2 separate regions of the Mus musculus genome follow, and region 2 is linked to region 1. Evidence: chromatin loops called from intact Hi-C (ENCODE). Cell type or tissue: left cerebral cortex. All regions are shown on one strand. Each heading gives the region's core, and the rest is flanking DNA. Links, peaks and the distances in the headings are about the cores only.

The links. Peaks named below come from ENCODE experiments on the same cell type or tissue, not always from the same donor. Only the 100,000 strongest peaks of a DNase experiment are listed, where the experiment ranks them.
Region 2: it touches region 1 in a loop (2.1-fold over the local background); 2 of 42 quality-filtered maps call a loop at or near these places.

Annotation. Positions count from the first base shown.
Region 1 is chr7:96,214,275-96,224,664 of GRCm38, forward strand. The region is part of intron 1 of Tenm4 (teneurin transmembrane protein 4); the gene reads left to right. Among named protein-coding and RNA genes, the nearest start is that of Mir708, 30 kb to the right of the region's middle. In left cerebral cortex, for the core only: a CTCF peak has its summit at 5,167; no DNase peak of the experiment used is centred there.
Region 2 is chr7:96,275,060-96,285,449 of GRCm38, forward strand. The region is part of intron 1 of Tenm4 (teneurin transmembrane protein 4); the gene reads left to right. Among named protein-coding and RNA genes, the nearest start is that of Mir6394, 25 kb to the right of the region's middle. In left cerebral cortex, for the core only: no CTCF peak of the experiment used is centred there; DNase peaks (open chromatin) are centred at 5,237 and 5,769; H3K27ac peaks cover 368 bases.

The sequences.
Region 1 (10,390 bases), core at 2,334-7,333:
AGGGTTGGGGGTTCACAATCAGTGCTTAGTTTAAGGAGGAACCCTGAGAGTACAGCAAATGGAATGACCTGGAATTGTAGGCAGTGAGCAGAGGTTTTAACAGAAGGGTAGGTATTGGGTTAGAGGACTCTTTCCATTAGAGTTTAATTCTTTTTAGTATAATCCCTTCAGCCTTTCGTGGGAGCTTTTTAATGGAGGTGGGACTTACAGATTTGGGGGATTGAGACTGTGAGGTCTTAGGCAGGTTTTGTGGGGAGGGCCACTTCTCTTCTGCAAAATATGATACTGCCATCTATTCTACCGTTCTGTAAGAAAGCACCGGCACCCATTAAACTTCGAGCAAGTGTCACCGGTGATCATTCTTACCGGCTTCTTTCAACTTTCTCCAATGATGTACATTTGTTGGGTGAGGTTAGGCATGGAAATAAATCAACAGCGCCCAAAGAACCAGCAACATTGCATCCAAAGTCTATTTAAAACCAGCTTCAAGTGCTTGACACAAAAATATCTTCTCTTTTCTTAGAAAAGTCATTTCCAGTTTTGTTAGAATTTGTGCTTCACTGGGTCCCTTTCTCCTGACAGAATTCCATCCTTGTGCAGACTGGTGTATTATATAATCTGGTATTTTCAGATCAGAAGTTACAACTCTGAGAAAAGAGGTGATCAGGAATTTAAGCAAAAGATTGCTGGGCAACACAAATGAGGGACTTGATGTAAGATGCTCATTCACATTCTAACTGGGATGGAGGTTGGGGGAGAAGGAGATTGGGCAAGCAGTCATGCAAATGCTCAGCCAAGTCCTCTGCTGCCTGCTGCTCCTATTCTGACAGCTGCTCCACCCAGGCCCAGCCTTCAGATGCTCCCATCCCAGAATATTCTCCCACACCCATCCATCTATCTAAACAGTGACAAACAAAGACACAATGGGGTTTAAAATCAACCCCTTGTGGGTTTGATTCGAAAAGCCTCGCTGGGTAAATCAAAGTCAATTTTAGGTCCAAGGGGCCAATTTTTACCTGACTCCTTAAATAGTTTATCACACAAGTTTATTGTAATCTAATCGAGAGCCAAATCACTCCATCCACTTTGCTCTGAGAGACAACTGTAGGAGCCACTTTGAAAGTAGCATGCCCTAGATCCCAGGCAGCTAAGCAACACAGATTCCCAAACCTAACAACTTTCTACAGGAAAGTATTTAATAAAACTTGTAAATACAAATGTGCATATGTGTATATGCATGTTTGCACACATACATATATGGTGTGTACTGTATGGGTTTATGGGTTTATTACTTTATGGTCCTTTTCTTTGTTTGCTCAGATTACCCAGGTAAAATGTTATCACTGAAGAAATTCAGACAATAGAGACAAAGTCAAAATAAGCTCAATTGCTGTTGGGGTTGCATCTTGAGACTCTATGAGTACAGAAAAAGTGAGGTCATATAGTATTTTGAATGCTTGTTTATATTTAGTGATAAAGCATATAGATCTACCCTGTACCCTGTTGTAACTCCCCTCCCTCACAGCAACAGTTCCAGTGGCCAGATGTTTTAATATAGAGCCCAGATGTTTTAATATAGCGCGCTTTCATTAAGCCAGTCCACACTTCTTGATTTCTTGTTTACGTTTAGTATTTTATTGTAGCATAACCACAGCAGTCAACTTTGTACATTTCACAGAATTTTAGCGTTTCCTCAAGACGGATTCCTAGAAAGTAGGGTTGTAGAGTCAAAGGCATGTGCTGTACTGAAGCTCTGTCACGCTTGAGAAGCAGAAGGATAAACTGTGTTGTCTACATCTTTTTAACCAGAATCTGTTTACTTTCCAGTCCCCTCTAAGCTTGGGAACTGAAGTGGTGGGGGAGGGGAGGGAGTCACATGCAAACCTCATAAAAAGAATCCGAATAACTTTGCAATGTTTTACTCAACTGATAGGAAATTCCTTTTTTTTTTTCCCCTCCAAGAATATTTTTCTTCCCTGGTTGTCTTGGAATGACTTTCTCTGAGGCTTCAGCCAGCAGTGGAGTTGAAATATGTAAATATGTTCCTCAGCCTTGTAGGTGGGGTTGGCTACATGATAAATGACAAACAGTTCCCTGGATAAGTGAGCATGTATTCCAGCACTTGCTGGGAGTGGAGATCTACTCTTTCCTTCTTCTCCTTGGCTCAGAGGCCTTCCATTGACCTAGGAGGTCTTAGGAAGGGACAGTGAAGAAGGAGGGTGTTGTCAAAGAAGCATGGTGGCCCCACCTGCTAAATGTCTTTGCATTGAAAATCAGCTCCTTGTTCTTGTTACTATCCCAGGACAAGAGTAAATAAATCACTCACTCACTGTACCTTCTTGCTGTTTGAGGTTCTTGTCCCCTCACGATCCACTTCAATCAGAGGGTGCATTTGTCAGGCTTGCTCCTTCCCCAGTTGTCTTTCTGTGACCCAGAAAAGGTTTATTCCCTGTGGTTACATGACTTGTCACGTGACAGAGAATTCTGTGGAACCAGTAGGAGAAACCTCCCATTTCCAAGGTGTCCTTATCCCCAGCAGGATAAATCAGAAGTTCCCTTAGATCCTGTAAAAAGGTCACCTAAGGGCTATTGAGTGTCAAGTGTCACCTGACATGGAGTGGCTCTGTTGGTCACTGCCTCTGACTTCAGACAAGGTTGAGATGCTGCCTTTGATGCCTATGACACTCTGGTTTCACCTAGGGATGTGAGAGAATGTGTCTTGTCTGAACATCAAATCCCAGCTTTCCTTCTGTTTGGAAAACAGGTAGAAACAGGCCCCAAGTGAAGCAGTCTGTCTGTAGAGCAGTGGCCCCTACCCACTTCTTTTCCCCGTTTGTCCTGTGCTGGCTCTGTGGTGTGGGAGATGGAATATCAGAGGGTATCAAGTGCCATCACTTCACCATTAGCATCCTCTGGAAGTCAGGCTTCGAAAACAAAAACGGAGCTTCTCCTGGGTCTGGAGGCATATATACCTGCAATCCCAGTACTTAGATGCCAAGAGTTCAAGGCTAGCCTGGGCTACTTAGTGAATTCAAGGTTGGCTTGGGCTCCATAGAGAGATTTTTTTTTAAAAATATTTTTAAAGGTATTTTCTTCATTTACATTTCCAATGCTATCCCCCAAACCCCCCATACCCTCCATCCCCTACTCCCCTACCCACCCACTCCCACTTCTTGGCCCTGGCGTTCCTCTGTACTGAGGCATATAAAGTTTACAAGACCAATGGGCCTCTCTTTCCAATGATGGCCAAATAGGCCATCTTTCCATAGAGCGATCTTATCTCAAAACAACAAACAGCAGTTTTTCCCTCTCTGAAAAAGTCTATTTTTTCTCTATTTTTTTTTTCTTGCTGTGAAATGACTGTTGGTTTCTGAAACTTTGGTCTTCAAACCCTTTGGAAGACAAACAAAAGGGTTGGAGCTTTGTATATACCCCATTCATTCCTCAGTTTTCCTGTCTCTGAACTTGCCTTTGGAGAGGAGAGTAGGCTTGAGGTACTAGAACCAGCGTGTTGCTTGGAGTTGAGTATGTATCTATACCTAAAGGACAATTGTGTTTGGAAGCATATTCTGATTGAGTGGGCTGGAGGACTCAAGAACCTGAATTTCTCACCAGTTTGCTGCTGGATTTTAGGCTTTGAGTCCACAGCCCTTACGGAGGGGTTCACTTCCAAGCACCTTCTCTTCTGATGTTCTTTTAGAACATGACAATAATGATCCATAGACACAGAGAAATCCTAGCTGTCCTAGATTTGGGGGCTTGCATTATAAAGAGTGTCTCTCCTTTTGGATCTTGAGTAGCCTCATTTCCACAGACATAGCTAGAAGGGTAGGGTGAACCATTCTACGCTATGAAGGAGGGAAAGACAGGGACAAGAACCAAGGGAAGACCTTTCAAGTGCTATTGGTGTCTGTCCTGCGTGAGGGAGTTTGGGAGGGAGGAGCTGTTTGCCCAACTTCACATGCCTGGGACTAACATTTGATAGTAGCTCTCTCTAGCTCTTAACCCCTCTATTCCATAGAACGGCAGCCTTAAATCTTTATAGAATAACACATAATCAAAATCCAATACTTAACAAAGTGTTTGTCTTTAGAAGAGTTTCTCCTTTTGTTTTGTTTTGTTTTGTTTTGTTTTTCTTCTGGGCCAACTTTGGGAGTAGATCAAGACATTTACAAATTTGCATCATTATCATGTAAGCAATTAAAGTGCTTAAGAGCTTAAAAGCAATTTGTTCAAGTTGGTTAAATATCCACCCTCCCCAATCTTGTTTGTATTATTAATTTACTCATCAAACTTGTGATATCAGCTCCACAGTGAAGCCCATTTCAGTATCTGCTTATTGATAGCAAGGTCCCAAAGAAAGGGGTTTGTTTTGAGAAGGTCCACAGTGAAAGGACCCAGTTCGGGATGAGTCAGGGAAACCAGCATTTAACTAAATAAACCCAGCCCTTCGTTGGCCTCTGGATGAGAACGGGTTGTTTAAACGTTTTATTAAGGTGCAATTATTCTGAGAACCAGTTCGTAATGCAGTTCTTTGCAAACATTAATTAGCTGATCCCTACATCACCCCACATGACTGATAAGTAGCATTAGCCCTCCATTTGAGAGAAAAAATAGACACAAAGAGTTGAGGGGGTAAAAGGCCAACTCTTGCCCTGATGGAAATATGGTAGTAGCAGGTGGAGTTGGGAGACTGAGTTCTTCTCTCAGTAATATGTATTGCAGTGCAATCGATAGCACACTGTAACTCAGTGGTCGCTAGTGACACCTCAAGTTAAATTTAACTAAAATGCAATATAACTAAGACATTCATTTCCTCAATCACTGAAGGCATTTCTCAAAGTTTCAAAAGCCACATGTGGAGAGTGGCTACCAGGGTAGATACTTGCAGTCATAGGATGCTTCCATTGTTGTGGAAAAGACTCAGAGGGAGCACCAGGTTGGATCCCAGGGATAATCAAAGAATAACACGAAAGTCCTTGCCATCATAGAACTCAAATATAAAACTTCTCCAAACTGGCTGACATACGAGGAACACTGAGCAACCCAATCTGTGTCCTGTATACACTGTAAGATTAGCATCCTTTGCCTCTTTGAAGACTTGTGCTACCATTTATCACTTTTCTTATTAGCCAAGATTATCTTTAAGACAATGCTGGATCCTGGAGAGGATGATGGGAGACAGGTACTCTCCTTCCCTGCTGGTGAAAATGCAAATTAATATACCCTTTTAGGAAAGCAATTTGGCAGTAACTGTCGGTAGTCTTAGAAACACTTACTCCCTTTAGTCCAGTATTCCAATTCTAGGAATCTAGCCAAAGAAAATATTCAGAGACAGGCAGAGAAGTTTTAAGAATAAAAATGTTCACTGCAGTGGTATTTATTAGCTTGGCGGGGGGGGGGGGGGGGGTTAGGAATAGACTGGACAGAGTGTCCTGGAGCCAGACAGTAGAATAGTATACAAAGATGAAATATTGTTTTTATTTTTTATTCTGTTTTATTTTCCATTCTCCTGCCCTTCCTTCCTTTCTTCCTTTTGTTTTGTTTTGTTTTTTGAGACAGGGTCTCTCTGTATAGCCCCTGGCTGTCCTGGAACTCACTCTGTAGACCAGGCTGGCCTCGAACTCAGAAACTTGCCTGCCTCTGCCTCCCAAGTGCTGGGATTAAAGGCGTGCACCACCATGTCCAGCTTCCATTTATTTTTATTTATGTATTTTGAATCAGGGTTGCTGTATAGCTTCAGGGATCCTTCTGCTTCTAGCAACCCAGCACTGGGAGAGCAGGCAAATCTACAGCTAGCTTTGTACATGATTGCTGAGGTCCCTAGGCTGGCCTAGCTCTTGCTCTGTAGTTCAGGCTAGTATTAATCTTGCCTTCCTGCCTCAGCCTGCTAAGTGCTAGGATTACAAACACACACACACAGAGAGAGAGAGAGAGAGAGAGAGAGAGAGAGAGAGAGAGAGAGAGAGAGAGAGAGAGAAGAAAGAGAGAGAGAGAGAAAGAAAGAAAGAGAGAGAGAGAAAGAGAAAGAAGGAGAAAAGGAGAAAGAAAGAAAAAAGCAAGAAAGAGAAGAAGGGAAGGAGGAAGATAGAGAAAGGCTATGGTGACTTGGATGAGTAAAATAGGGTATTGAGAAGAATATCAACTTTGGAGACTGTGTTCAGAGGAAGAACTGCTTCAGACCCTGAGCCACCACTTTTCTGGCACAGAAACCTTGGATCAACCTTCTGTACCTCTCTGTCCTCGTATATAAATAAATAATAGAAAGTGCAGTCAATCAAGCTCACATATCATGGCAGGGAGGAGCCAGTGCTCACCTTACAAAGATCTAGTCCAAGCATGTGAAGATGCAGAGGACAACCTCAGGACCCGGTGTGTGCACTGTCTAGAATATAGACATGCATGATGTTCCCTGGAGATTTGTAGGATCTTTACTCTCCAGAGGAAAGTAGAAGATGGCTTGTGGTTCTGTGATTCAGACCGGACAGGCTTGTGATTGGCAGCGCTGAACCTGGTACAAATGTGGCTGATTGTAGTCCCCATCTGTCTCTGGTGCAGGCTAGGAAGCGGTCTTCTGCCTGCCCCATTGTGCTTATGAGCTTCCCAGCAGTGCATAGCACTGAAATGCTGTGTAAGCTCCTTGCTGGCTCCCACTCTTGCTGCGCCTCTCTCTCAAGGAATAAATAAAGCTGGAGTGAGTGCCTTGTTTACAGGGTTGACTGATTAAAACCCAAGGCGCCCCTACCTAAAGAGTAGTAGTCTTTAGCTGCTAAGTGACAGTGGCTGTGAGGCTCAGTGTGGAGCCACCTTCCAGGAAGTACCTAGGACTGTAGAACAGTGTTCTTACTGCAGCCTTGAACAATCTCCCAAGCTCTCTCCCCTGGTATCTGAAAGCAGCACTGAGTTTGGCACCACCTACTCTGCCCAGCTTCAGTGCCTTCTCTCTGTGGGACCTTGATAAGCTACTTAATGTCTGCATGCCTTAGTTTCCCAGTTCATCAAATGGGAATAATATTGAGAAGTTGGCAGGGTTCTTAGCATGGTTATTGGGAAAGATCGTTTATGACAAGCATAGGAGTCCTTGTTACTGCTGAGTCAACATGAGAATTCCCAGAACCTGAAAAGTGATTTATTGACTTTTAGCTCTGTAGTGGATGGACTTGCCTGGCATTGCAAGGCTCTGAGTTCAATCCTCAGCACCACAGTAAGCAAGCAAACAAAAAAAAAAAAAAAAAAACAAAGAAGAAAGGACAGGAGTTTATTGAGGTATAGCTAAGTTCTGGCTTCCCTTTCCTTTCATTGATGATGGTTCCCCTCTGTGCTGTGGTTTTGTGAAGTGGCTTGGAGGGCCTGGCAAGACTCGGGAATTGCCAACACACGTCACTTGGTAGCTCTATGCATTCAAACACAGTCCTTAGAAATCTGTATTCACCCTCTTTTCAGTAATAAAATGGAAAATCGAAGTCTCTGTCTCCAAAAGGTTTGTGTGGCACTTGTATAGTATCTTTTGGTCAGTATCCTTTGTGACAATGGTGGCTTTTGGCACTGGCATATTTCTTCTTATTCCCCATCTGCTCAACTTCAGGTTTTGTGACCTGCTTCTGAAGCCCATTAGAGCACATCAGTAGTGGGAACATGTGGGGCTGGGGAGGCTCTGAGACTTAAGAGGGTTTGAAGATGCTCATTTTGCAAGGTTATACAAGCATAGCTCCAGGAGGACCTTGGATAATGATGGTACCTGTAGAAGGTGAAAGCCAGGGATATGTGGAGAAAGGTGAGCAGTTCACCCTGGTTCAGTATCAATTGTTCTTTTACTCCTTACACTCACAAAATCCTAAAGACTTTCTCTCTGCCTCTCTGAGTACCTACTCAGTGCTAGCTTTAGTTTCTAGTATCACTATAGGTCTCAACAGGCATTGCTAATGCCATCCCTGCAGTAGACTCACCTGAAATGTTCTTACCAAAGACCAGTTTCTTCTTTCCCCATAAATGTTCTCTGTCTCTCTGTCTGTCCCTGTCTCTATCTATCTATCTATCTATCTATCTATCTATCTATCTATCTGTCTGTCTGTCTGTCTGTCTGTCTGTCTGTCTGTCTCTCTGTCTGTCTCTCTGTCTGTCTCTGTGTGTGTGTGTGTGTGTAAGAGAGAGAGATGGGAGCCAGTGTGTGTGTGTGTGTGTGTGTGTGTGTGTGTGTGTGTGTATGTGTATGTGTGTGTGTGTGTGTGTGTGTGTGTAAGAGAGAGAGATGGGAGCCAGCAAAGCTATACAGCTAAGGGTGAGCAATGACACACAAGAGTAGAGCTTCATTAAATGTTCATTCCATCCCCTTTCCAAAGAAGCAGAAAGGATCCCATATTGGGTAATTTATGTATGAGGTGAGTGACCTAATTCACTAAATCCATGGGACTAGAATATGATAATCAAGGCTTTTTGCTCCACCCTCCGCCCTGCCACTGGCAAACTGGGGCATCTCAGTGGGAAAGTCAGCATTCTCCCTCCTCCTGTTCTGTTCCCTCCAACAGCTGCTTTCTGCCTGGTGGAAAAGGCCTTGCTTTGCCTGGAGCTGTCAGGATAAGCCTTTGGGCTACTTCTGCTCTTTTTTTTTTTTTTTGTTCTCTCCTGGGCTGTGCCCATTAACCAATCCTGCATAATCCCCTCAAATGTGCAAGGTCACTTCTGGATTCCCCAGGTAGAAGAGAGGATGTCTCATTTCTTTCAGCATGTCAAATGCACATCTCATGGTAGTAACCTTCCAAAGTTGTGCTGAAGACTTGTCATTGTGGAAGAGTCTGAAGGCTCTCAAGTTTGAAGGGTTTGGGATTTTCTTGTTGACAGTACAATTTGTTAAGAAGTCCTTGGCAGGCAAGATGACTTGCCTCAGTAAAAGTGCTTGCTACAAAAGCCTGATAACCTGATTATGAGTTTTGGAGTATATGTAGAAGGAGGTAACATGTTCTACAAGTTGTCCCCTGACCTCCACACATGTGCCATGGCATATATGTCTCTATCCAGTCATGTGCACACAGACAAGTAAATGCTAATACTGTTACTACTAATGATAAAAGTGAAGACATTATTCACTCCTTTGGATTAATTTTTCTGGAGATCATCTCAAATCTACGTCAAACTGGGAAACTGAATTGTACTACAGAGAGGCCCTTGACTGTCAGATGCAAGAGTGCTTTTCTGTAATCTCAGCAACTTGGTGTTCTGAGGCAGGAAGATCACACATTTAAGGTCAGCCTGGACAACATAGGAAGGTCTGTCCCAAAGAACAGACAAGACAAAATAACAAACAACACTTGTTTGTTACTTCTTGAGACTTGTTAAGTTACAGGTCCTCGGGATGGTAGAGATGACTCAGTGTACAAAGTGCATGTCACACAAGCAGGACAATCAGAGTGTGGATCCCTAGCACTTATATGAAAGCTGGCCACATTGTTTTGCTTCTATAACACGAGAACTGGAAGAGGCAGAGATAGGAGAATCCCAGAGGCTCCCTAACCAGCCTTAACCAAAATGGTGAGTCTCAGTGTCAATGCTAGACTGTCTCAAAAATAAGATGTCAGGAGATAGATAAAGACATCCATTGTCAATCAACTTCTGGGCTTTAAATATATATGTAGAGACACATGTCCTCATATGTCTGTGCACACTAGCATACACTACGCACAACCCCCTTGCCATAAACACAAACACAGATTCTTGTCCAGTGCATTGGAGAGTTGACCTGAGAGTGTGTTTCTGACAAGTTCCCCAGACATACAAATCCTGATGATGGAATCCCCTTCCTTGCCGAGCAGGGATCTCAAACTTGATCTTTCTCTTCCTCATCTCCCCATGTCTGTAAGTACCAGATGTGTATGCATCTGGACACCAGGATTGCTGTGGTGTCTGTCGTGACAGCTGCCGTGTGCCAGGCAACATAATAAACAGTGGCCATCATCAGCATACCAGGGACAAACTGCACTTACAGCCGGAACAGTGTGCTCTTCAGGCTCCCTTAACATCCTTAAATGCATTCAACTTTGTGACATATTGTGGAGGAGGGAGCAATTTTATTATTAAGGTATTACTTTAAAGATTTTACATATTTTTTTCATGTTTGGGAGCAGGAAATATAGTTGAATGATAGAGTGTTTGCCTAGCATGCATGAGACCATGGGTTTGATGTTCTGCACTACCGAAATTTTAAGAAATCATATTCTTATTCATGTGTTTCTCCTTGTGACAGCAGTAACCAGAACATTAAGGAGGCCTAAGGTAATCGCTAAGGGAATGTAAACAACACACGACCCTGTAGCTAAGCAAACACACTTGGTCTTTTCTGATATTGTTCTTCTTTACAACTGCTTGGAAAATGTTTTTAGATTTATTTATTTTTACT
Region 2 (10,390 bases), core at 3,064-8,063, 62 kb after region 1:
TTAACATTCTTATTCTTTCTGCCAAGGGACCTGCTAACCACTCCAGGTCTCAGGCAGTGTGGTTTGGTGGCACAGGCGACTGAGGCTCAGGTCTGAAGATAAGCCTATTAGTTCTGTTTCTGAGGCTCAGTTGCTGGGTGACCTTGGGCAAAAGTCCCTTGTCTTGAATCTGCTTCTGCATCAGTAAATGGAGGCTAAGTCTCACTCTTGTGGCTTTGGTGAGATCAGATTAGAAGATCTGATTTGCAACTTAGAGAGACTTATGTCTTCCTGAAATGGACTGCTCCAGGCATTTCACAGCCCCCACCTTCCTATCACATCAAGTCACCCTTTGGTTGGGAAGTTTAGATCTTCCTTTGTCTTTTCCCTCACTGTGTTGTCCTGACTGGTCTGGAGCTCCTGACTTCAATGGCCTTCCCACTTCAGCTTCCCGAGTAGGGACTACACGTGTGCACCACTGCATCTAGCCTTAGATCCTTCCGAACAAGATGATTTGCTCAGGCTGAGACTGACCTTCATATGATGCAGAAAACAGGCACTTGAGAGGTGGCTTTCATAAACTACCACTGAAAGAGTACTTAATGTGGACAAAGCTTGGTTGGTGACTAGGGGCTTCCTGCATATCCCACTAAAATCTCCGTGGTTGCTCAAAGAGAGGTGGTACTTCACTTCAACTCTGAGTGCCCACACACGCACACACATGCACACACACTGGAACTGAGTCTGAGAGAAGTTCAGTAGCTTAGTCAAACACACACAAATCAAGTGACAGAACATGACACTGTGTCAGCTGACTTCTCAATCCATTACATTTCCCAAGGTCTTAGGTGCCTCCCATATCCTGTCAGAACCTTGAAAACTAAGGCAGAGCTTTCAATTTTTATCAGTCTGATGGTTGTGGCCACATCTTGTTGGATTTTTATATTTTCTTGTTTTGAGTACAAGATCAATTTGCCTGTTAGCTTTTAGGGCCTCTGTTATTGACTTCTAGTTTCTTTGTCTATCTGTTAATGGGGGCTCTCAAGTTTTCTTATATTTTGGAAGGAACTTCTAGTAAATTCTAAATATTAATTTTTGTTAGTGGTAGACAAGTATCTTCTCTAAAAATGTATCTATGCATGTAAATTCCATAATCTTTGAAGTCTGGAATTACTACACCCACCCCTTTTTTAATCTTAAAATTTATGTTTCTGCAGGTTTAAGTTTTGTTATCCCCCACAAATGAAACTTTCTTCTTTGCTTTCTTTTAGTAACTTTGGAAAGCAAAGGAAGGTTAGACATGGGCCTTTAGTAGAAGGCCCAGACCTTATGAATCTCAAACTGACCTCATAATTTTTGGTTCCTTCACAGGACCCTATACACCAACAGGAAAGCAAGTAGATGAGGGAGGGGCTCTAATTAAAATTTTCCACTTTTTAATTTTTCTGAACTTCAAGGGTACTCACCTCTCACATCACAGAAGCAATAGTTAATGAGTAGAGGGTCCCCGGGAGCTCTGTACTGTAACAGATCAGTCTCCATCACCACTGTAGTCTGTTGGTCTATGAAGTTAGGCCTAGAGGCACCCAGTAGACAGAAGAAAGGAGACAAGACTGAGGGGTGGGTAACAACAGTGTAGTTGACCCAGGCCTCCAACTCACTGACCCCTTCTCAATGCAGAGGCACCCAGAAAAGCAAGAAAAGCAAGCAGGAGGCAGGCTCAGGGCCCGAGGAGAGCTCTGCTTTCTTGCTGGTTATCCCTCTTTGGGGGAACTTAAACACATGAGTCTGATTTAACAACAATTTCTACAAAAAGCAAACTAGGTTAGGATTCCAGTCTCACACTCTGTGATATATGGTTCCCTTACTAAAGGAGAAACACACACACACACACACACACACACACACACACACACACACACACACACACACAGAGAGAGAGAGAGAGAGAGAGAGAGAGAGAGAGAGAGCAGGTAAGGAAGTCCAGAGCAGCTTATGAGTTGGAGACCCGGGGTCAGTTTTAACTGCTTCCTGGAGAAAGACTCAAGTCTTGGAGGTAGGCAACCCAGGGTGCAGGCTGAGCTCTACCAGATATGGATTAGTAATCACACAAACAAGCAGAGCGTGTTTTTGTTTTTTTGTTTTTTTTATGGTGGCTAGTGTTGTACATCGTAGGGGAGTTTTTTGATCTACTATTCAAAGGTACTAGAAGGAAATTGGCACAGGTCCACAGATAAATCCAAGTTAACCTGGTAAAATGGGAGAGGTTATTGGATATACAGAAGGATGGAATGGAAAGAAAGAAAGAAGGGAGGGAGGGAGGGAGGGAGGAAGGGAGGGAGGGAGAGAGGAAGGAAGGAAGGACTGTGAGTTTGGGTTTCTGAAGCTCTCTGTTTCTACGCACCAGTTCTCTTCCCTCCTGGCCCAGGGATCCTGATAGTAAATTGCTAAATCTGGCAGGAGAGCATGAGGAAAATATCTTTTTCCCTGCCCATCAATTGTCTAAGAGTTTCACTTAAAGCCAAGCACATGCTCTACTGAAGCGCTCACCTCTGGCCTCCTCAGCTTCTTTGAACCCTATCACTGGTCCTTGGAAAAGGAAAATGAAAAAGGGGGGGGGGCGAGAGGCCCTGAGCGTAAGAGACGTGAATCATGCTGAACCGCAATGCTCCTCTCTGAACCTTGCTAGATGAGAATTATACATGCTGATTTCACCCGCTACTTAACTCAGGGGGTGACAGGCTGCAATTGAAGAGGCTTCAGCCAGTTAAGTGCCGCAAACCCTTGCACGGGTTCTGAAGCGGCTTTCAGAGCCCTGTGATTCGGGTTGGTAATTTGGTGGTGGCCTTGCTAGTGAGTCTTGGCTCTTCCTTAAAGAAAAAAAAAAAGGTTTCATCCCCTGCTAGGATGTAGCCTGCTCTTTTGTTGTCTAGAGACTAGAGACAGTTACAAGCAGAGAGGGTGGGGAAGAGATTTTATAAGGAAAGAAAAGAAAACGAGAATAGACTTACATGACCAGAAATAGCCTGTCCATAGAGCTGTCTTCTTACTGGAATTGGGAAGGCAAAGGAAGGGGAGGCTAATATTTGTCTGTTGTTCACTGGGTTGCAGATTCCTATCACTCTTGACTTTTGAACTCCACATATCTCCACAAGACAGGTGTTGTTACTCCTATTTTTTAGGTTGGAAATTAAGGTTAATCAGCTTGCCCAACACAATGACAACATGGTGGTGTGGATGCTGACAGTGACGGTAAAGCTGACATTTCTGTGGCAATCAATCTCTGCTCTCAGTTCTTTGTAGGGACTGTGCTCACTGACTGCCTCCTCACCGTACAGGGGCGGTTAGCCTAAGTGTTTTTCCTAAGAAAGCCTGTGTTGCTAGAGAACGGAAGGATTGACGAAAGACGTCCAGTCTGAGCAAGGCTTGCACTCTGACTCCTAGGATGAAAGTGGGAAAGAAGATCCGAAGGGCTGCAAATACACATGATCGCCACACTGCGCCCTGCGCCTGCTTCTGGGAGGGGACAGTGCTAGGTACAGTGGTCTTGGGGTCACCCGAGTGCTGGCTGCCTGTACTTGTTGCTTCAGCTTTTCCTGTATTGACTGCTCACTGTCTCCCGTCCAGGCATGTGGAAACTGACGCTCAGGAGGTCAAGTGATTTACCCAAAATCATACCACTAATTGGGGCTCTGGGCTACTTTTAAGCTAGATGATTTCCTTTGCTGGCTCATCTCATTAAATTTAAAGAACTATTCCTGCAGGCCTGATCCGTTGAACAAACAGTGGCTCAACAAAAGCTGCACAGCTGCCCTTAGCAGCTCTTGCTGGGGGCCTGAGGTGAGGCTGGCTAGGCCTGCCTCAGAGGACTCTTGAGTTTTGGGGTTCACTGTGAACTTGTTCCTTCTTGCTCCCTCCCTAAGGAGCCACAGAGAGCCAGAAATGGCAGGACTTGGCTTCTACCCCTTAAGTAAAACCACAGCAGCCTCCACTTGCCTTAGTCAGATCTAGTTACAGCCAGATAGACATCAATTTTTATTGCTGTTAATTCCACACAATGAGGGTTTAGACTCTTGATCCTGAGAAACAAAATATGGCCCCCAAAGGGAAGATCAAGACCTATCCAAATTGTCTTTTTTTTTTTTTTTTTTTTTTGCTGCTTTAAGAAAGAAGCACCTGCCGCCCCCCCCCCCAATACCAGGACATTGGAATTTCACATTTGTTTCCTTTCTCTCATTATTCCACATATTTGAATCAAAATGATGATAAATTGCTCCATTGTAGATGGTTTCAGCCGGACATTGATATATTGGATTAATTGGATTAAGACCAATGAGGTTTTCCAAATCCCCAATCCATATAGCCAATAAAATAATAACAAAATATGTATGTTCACACACACACACATATATATATATACATATATATATATATATGTATACAATATGTTTATTATACACACACATTCATTGAACATAGATGAGTATACAAATGTATGTATTCACAAGTACCTGTAGAAAATAATAGCAGTTCTTCCATGGTACCTAATCAATAACAGATGTGTACCAGGCAAGGCTTGCCATGTGCTATCTCCTGGTAGAAAAAAATAGAAGTTCTAAGGAACTATTTTCTTAGACTTTTCTGGAGAGGGTGAGTGAGGAGGCAGGATAGGGATGGGGTGAGAATGAAAATGATCAGGCACCAGAGCCATGCGCCATGCTGTGTTAGTACCCTCTTCATGGCTGTTTCATAGGGAAGGATTCAGGTAGCCCTTGACTAGAACATCCTCCATGTTCATGTGGAGGTAAGAAGGGAAGAGAACACATCCCTGCATGCACAGGGATGCCTTTATATGTACACACACAGATCCCCCTTGGCTTCCCAATCTTACCATGTGATTTCCAAATGGGACTGTCAGAAATTTTAAATGATGGGTATGGCTCTCATAAAATTTCTCTCAGACAACCTGTCTTGGTAGAGTCTGAGCTCAGCAAACTTCAGTCTAGTGACCAAATCCAGGCCAGCCCCACATCTATTTTTATATGACCCATGCATGTACTAAGGATAGCTCCTATGTTTCAAATGTTATGAGGAAATAAAATCACAAGAAGAATATTTTGTGGCCGGTGAAAGCTGTGTGAAATTCAAATTTTAGTGTCCATAAATAAATGTCTTTTGGAAGACAGCCACACACGTTTGTTTCCATGTTGTCGGTGGCTATTTGGGGGCTGAAGTGGTAACACTGCGTTGTGACAGAGACCGTAAGCTGTGGGCTGGGAGTCCTGTGCCTCCTTACTTCCTTTCTTTGCTCCTGCTGGGTTCTCTGCTCTTGTGTGGGCACCCCAACCCCATTTCTCACAATCCAGCTCTCCAGGCTGATATCGAGGCCACTAATTCTGGGAGGTGAAACCTTTTCCCACATATCCCCTAATGCCAGTGGGAATTTGGAACTGGTTACTCAATCTGTCTAAAGTTAAATTTAACCATCTATAAAACAGGACTGATAACACCTATCCTTTGGGCACGTCTCTCAGCAAGCATGTTCTTAGTTGGTGTTACTAGCCCTGATTGAATGCATGCTACAGAATTTAGTGTGCCCCGAAAGTTGGCCTATCCTACCAGGGTACCATGACCTAGAGTCATTTTACATGGCTTTTCTCTCCTTGAGGACATGTAGAATATCTTTATGTATCTTCAGCCTGGTCATGGGAAGGAGTCCAGGAAATAGTCTCAGCACATATGAGTCATAATCTCCCTTTGTAGTCACAAATGTCATAAAAGCACCCCCTTACCTCTTTTTTGTTCACCTCCTCGGAGAGCTGTTCTGTTACCATCCCCTGCCTGGATTCAGGTCCCACACTGTTCTAATTTATTTTATTGACCTTTCTAGTTGCTGCCATGCTGGCAGAAATTTAACAGCCAGCTTTCCGAAAGGAAAAGAAGAGTGGTCTGTGTAGTGTTTGCCAATTTCTCTGATGTTCTCACAGTAGCCAATCTGTGCCTCCTGACATAAGGCCTCTGTGTGTGGGGCTGCAAATTGGGACACACAAATTGGTCTCTAAGCATGTATACGATGTCACACACAACCTGCTACTCTACGTTCAGTGACTTAGCTGCTTCCTGTTGATCTCAGCAAAAAAGCTCCAAGTCCTTAATACTTAATACACTTACAGACCTCACAAATTAGCTCTGCTACCTACCCCCCAGGCTTGTCCCCTCCCCGGGTCTGTCTGTCTGTCTATTTCTCTCTCTCTCTCTCTCTCTCTCTCTCTCTCTCTCTCTCTCTCTAGTCATTCTTCTGAGCTCCACACACCATGCTCCTCCATCGCCTCTGTCTTCCCAGGTCTTCCAAGATGCTCTGGAACAGCTTCCTTGTTCCCATGCTCTAGGTACCTTCTATTGGCCTGTACTTTTGGCTATTGCAGTAGATTACTAATCTGCTCAGTTATCCATTGCTACTGCCTGTTTCCCATCAGAGTATAAGCTTCAAAATACAGCACCCATAACTCACATTCCATCCTGGGGTCCTGGGTCTCTGGCATGGGGGAAGCTTAGAGAATCCTTCTCAGAAGGCTGCAGGGCCCAGCCTTCCTGGGTATTTGATTTCTGTCTTGGGCATAATTTCTAAATACTTGGATCTTATTTACTTTAATATCTTATGTTTTTAGAACTCATGATTTGGTGGCTTCTGGGAGCACTGAGGCTATCTCCTACCAGAATATGACAAGCCTCAGATGGAGAAAAAGTTGACAAGCTACATTTTTAAGATGATGAAGCACTCTGTCTCAGTTCTTTGGAAGGAAAGTTATCCATCAGAATCGTCCTTCCTTCATGTTGATGGGACAAATGTTGGTGCTTAACATCCTAGCTCAAAACCCCTTGGGCCTGCCATTTTTAGTGGCAAAAATTGAAAAACAATCTGTTATTCCTGTGTTGCTAATTCCATGTAATTTTCTCCAAAGTGAGAGTTGCAATCCATCCCATATTTGTCCTACAGTCAGAGGATCGTGGATTATTGGGGAAAAAAACCCTCTTTGGGAGGCTTTTGAAATATGTCTCCCAAAGGTTTTTGTTTTCCTTTTAAAAACATCTACAGTTTTTTTTTAAAGTGTGCCTATTGCATCAAAAATGGTGCTAGTGAATAACTTTGAGTATCTCTATTCAATTCTCTTGGGAAAGGAGAATTATAAGATGACAAATTCCAAGTGGTTTTTGAGTGAAGGCATAGGCTAACTATGAGAACATTGTAGCTAGAATTGTGCATGTATGTGAGACTGAAGTAGGGTTAAGTTGCCTCCCTGGCATGTTCTGATGTATGGTTTTGGGGCCCATTATAACCCCAACACTATGTGATTATAATATTTCAAGGGGTTGCTATTGAATGAAACATAATGGTGTAACAGGTATTAGTGTAAGAACCATTGCTATTAATAGCGTATGACAATACATTGCCTACTAGCAAATTGGCCTTACTTTGATTTTACTATACTTTTCTATACCTATGAGAATTTTAGTTAAATCTATGTGAAATCTGAAATTGCTCCTTACAGAGATAACTGGGGGTGGGGTGGAGATATCAGACTTAAACAAGAAAGAAGTGATAAGACTATGAAGGGAGCAGGAGAAAAGATGATGATGAGAGGAATCTCAAGCTCTCTGTCTCATGTCTTGCCTTCCAGACAGAACCATGAAGCTTGTGGAGTATACTGAGATGTAAGGAAGGGTGACAGTGATCTGATGTGCTTGAGAAAGCACATGTAGCCTGGGACCCTAGGGACCAGTGCTGTTCCCTCCACTGTTATATGTCTGTGCCCAGCAATGGCAGGCTCTGACACACAGCATTAACAAAGCTTGCATGTGTTTAACAAGTGGTTTCTGTGTCCAGATCTAAGAATACTCTTCCTCCTTCTTCATGGATAGCATTTGAAAAATAGCTCCTCAGTGATGTCACTTGGATAAAATAAGGGTCACTCCAAGAATTTGCTGCTTCAATCAGCAAAATACCCTTTGCTCTTGGGGAATAAGATGGATTGGGCAAGTAGAAGGTGGCTCCAACTGAAAACAGCCATGTCTGTGAATGTTAAGATGAATGGTAAGACTCATCCCTTTGGACTAAGAATCACTTACCACAAGGCACACGAAGTCACGGGTATGTCATTAAGACAATGGGGAAGAAAGATCTCCAAGTGTTTCTAGCCATCTAAGATTAGTATCTAAAGAGGAAATATGTAGTCCACTGCTACTTAAAACCATCATAGATGTAATAGCTTCTCTTCTTAAAGTATGTAGAAGATATATCATCACCATTATTATTACTAGCAGTAGTAGTTTCATTTAGTAAAAACATGAGAAGATTTCCTAAGTTTCTTTATAATCTTGATCCATTCCCCCCAAATAATTATGAAATGCACAGTCTGTGTAGGTCTGCTGCTATGGCCACACACTGAAGTCCCTCATAACGACTGTATCATTTAAACCTTCCCCTAGTTGGGCTAGATGTGTGCTTTCTTTCCACTGCTCAGAAATACATGGACATGCATTTCAGGGAGAGATTCAGAGACAGCTGAATTCCAGAGACAGACTGTACCACAGAATCATAAGTTGCAGGACCACAAGTCAAACTGAGGTCAGCCAAACTCCAAAATAAAGCCAACATCAATGCATCACAAATTTTCTGACATTGTACACTTTCAAGTGTATGTCGTTTTGCTTTCCGACTGGGGAATGAAAGCTCGAATCAGAAAGAATCTAAAATGATTTAAGGTAAACTAAATGGGCTGGGTAGGGACAGTAGCAACAGTGAACCCACAGCCACCGTTGTCAAGCAGACAGCCCTTGCTCATTATAATAATTTTAAAAAGTAGGTGTTCTGACATTATTCTGTTCATTGTTCCAAGAAAAGTTGGAACCCCAAATTTCCATGTGAAAATTTGTGTTCCTAATCTGTTATCAGTTTATTTGACTAAAGCAAAATACGGTACAAAGTTACAGTTTGGAAGAATAGTTTGATGTCCCTTCAAAGGTGTGAGGTGCTGTGTATGCTAAGTCCCCAGATATGGTTATTACAAGATGTGTGCACATTGAAATGTCACACAATGCTCCATAGACATGTACCATTGTTACATAACAATTACAAAACAGAAACGAAGCTAGCTGTGGGGGTATGTGTCTGTAGTCTCAGCTCTCAGGAGCCCAAAAAAAGAGACTGTGAGTTACAGGGAAAACAAGGCTACATATACTATAACACACACATACACACACACACACACACACACACACACACACACACACACACACAACCAAGGGAAAACCTAAAACAAAATGAGAAGTGGGTTTTTTTGAGCAATTGAATCTCTGTGTGCAGAGTGTGTACATGTGTGCATGTTCAGAGGAGAAGATCAGACATTCTGCTGTATCGCCTTCCCAGTATCAGCTTGACATAGGGTCACTGACCCTGGAGCTAGGCCGGCAGCTAGCAAGATCCAGTGATTTTCCTGTCTCTGACAACCACTTCAGCCCTGGGGTTAAATGCACATGTATAGCCAGCCATGTACAACTTTCTATATAGATGCTTGCAATCAAGCTCATGTGTCCTGCTTGTGCAGCCAGAGTTCTCACACACTGCCTCAGTCCTATAGACGAAACACATTTTAAAAGAGAAGAGAAGATAATGGAGAAGAGGGAGAAAGAGAGGTGAGGGGAAGGAAGGGAAACAGAAAAAAAAAGGGCACAAAGCAATAGAATATATAGGAGTAGTCTACCCCAGGGTGATGTCAGTGGCTAGGCCTCTATTATCTCTTCATCTGTCTTGTGAGAGTGGTCAGCAGAGAGGCAGTGTGCTTGTTCCAACTGTACAACACGCATTTGAGAACACTCACCTGGGAATATTCTTTGGAGTAAGAAAATGGACCACACCAGGAAATCAACTTAGTCTTAATTAAAGTCCATTGGCTACCTATGTTAATACCACTTAATCTTCCAGTCCACTGATGGATATTGTTGTCCTTGTCTTTTGCTGATAAGAGAACAGGTTTAAAGAAATTGAAAGCCTGAGCCGGGGTCATAAGACTTTGAACTAGCCAGGTCTGCCTGACTTCTAAGTCTCTTCTCCTAATCTTTGCACTGTCCTGTCTCCTCTGGGCTCTATAAGCATTGAAGACCTTCTATGGACATTGCTTTATTCAGTGCCCTTTGTTCGCCAGGGCAAGATGTCAGAGAGTGTGGGAACTTGTTCTAGAAATAAACACCTTGCCTGGAAAAGCATCAGTCTTCCAAGTAAAGTGCTTTGTGTATCGTAAAACCTTCAATTTAGCTCCATTATATTTTAGGTCCATGAGGAATAGATTGCAGCTCCTGCTTTCCTGCTGATTAGAGCATCCTATTTACGTGTATACAGTACCTATTAGACGGT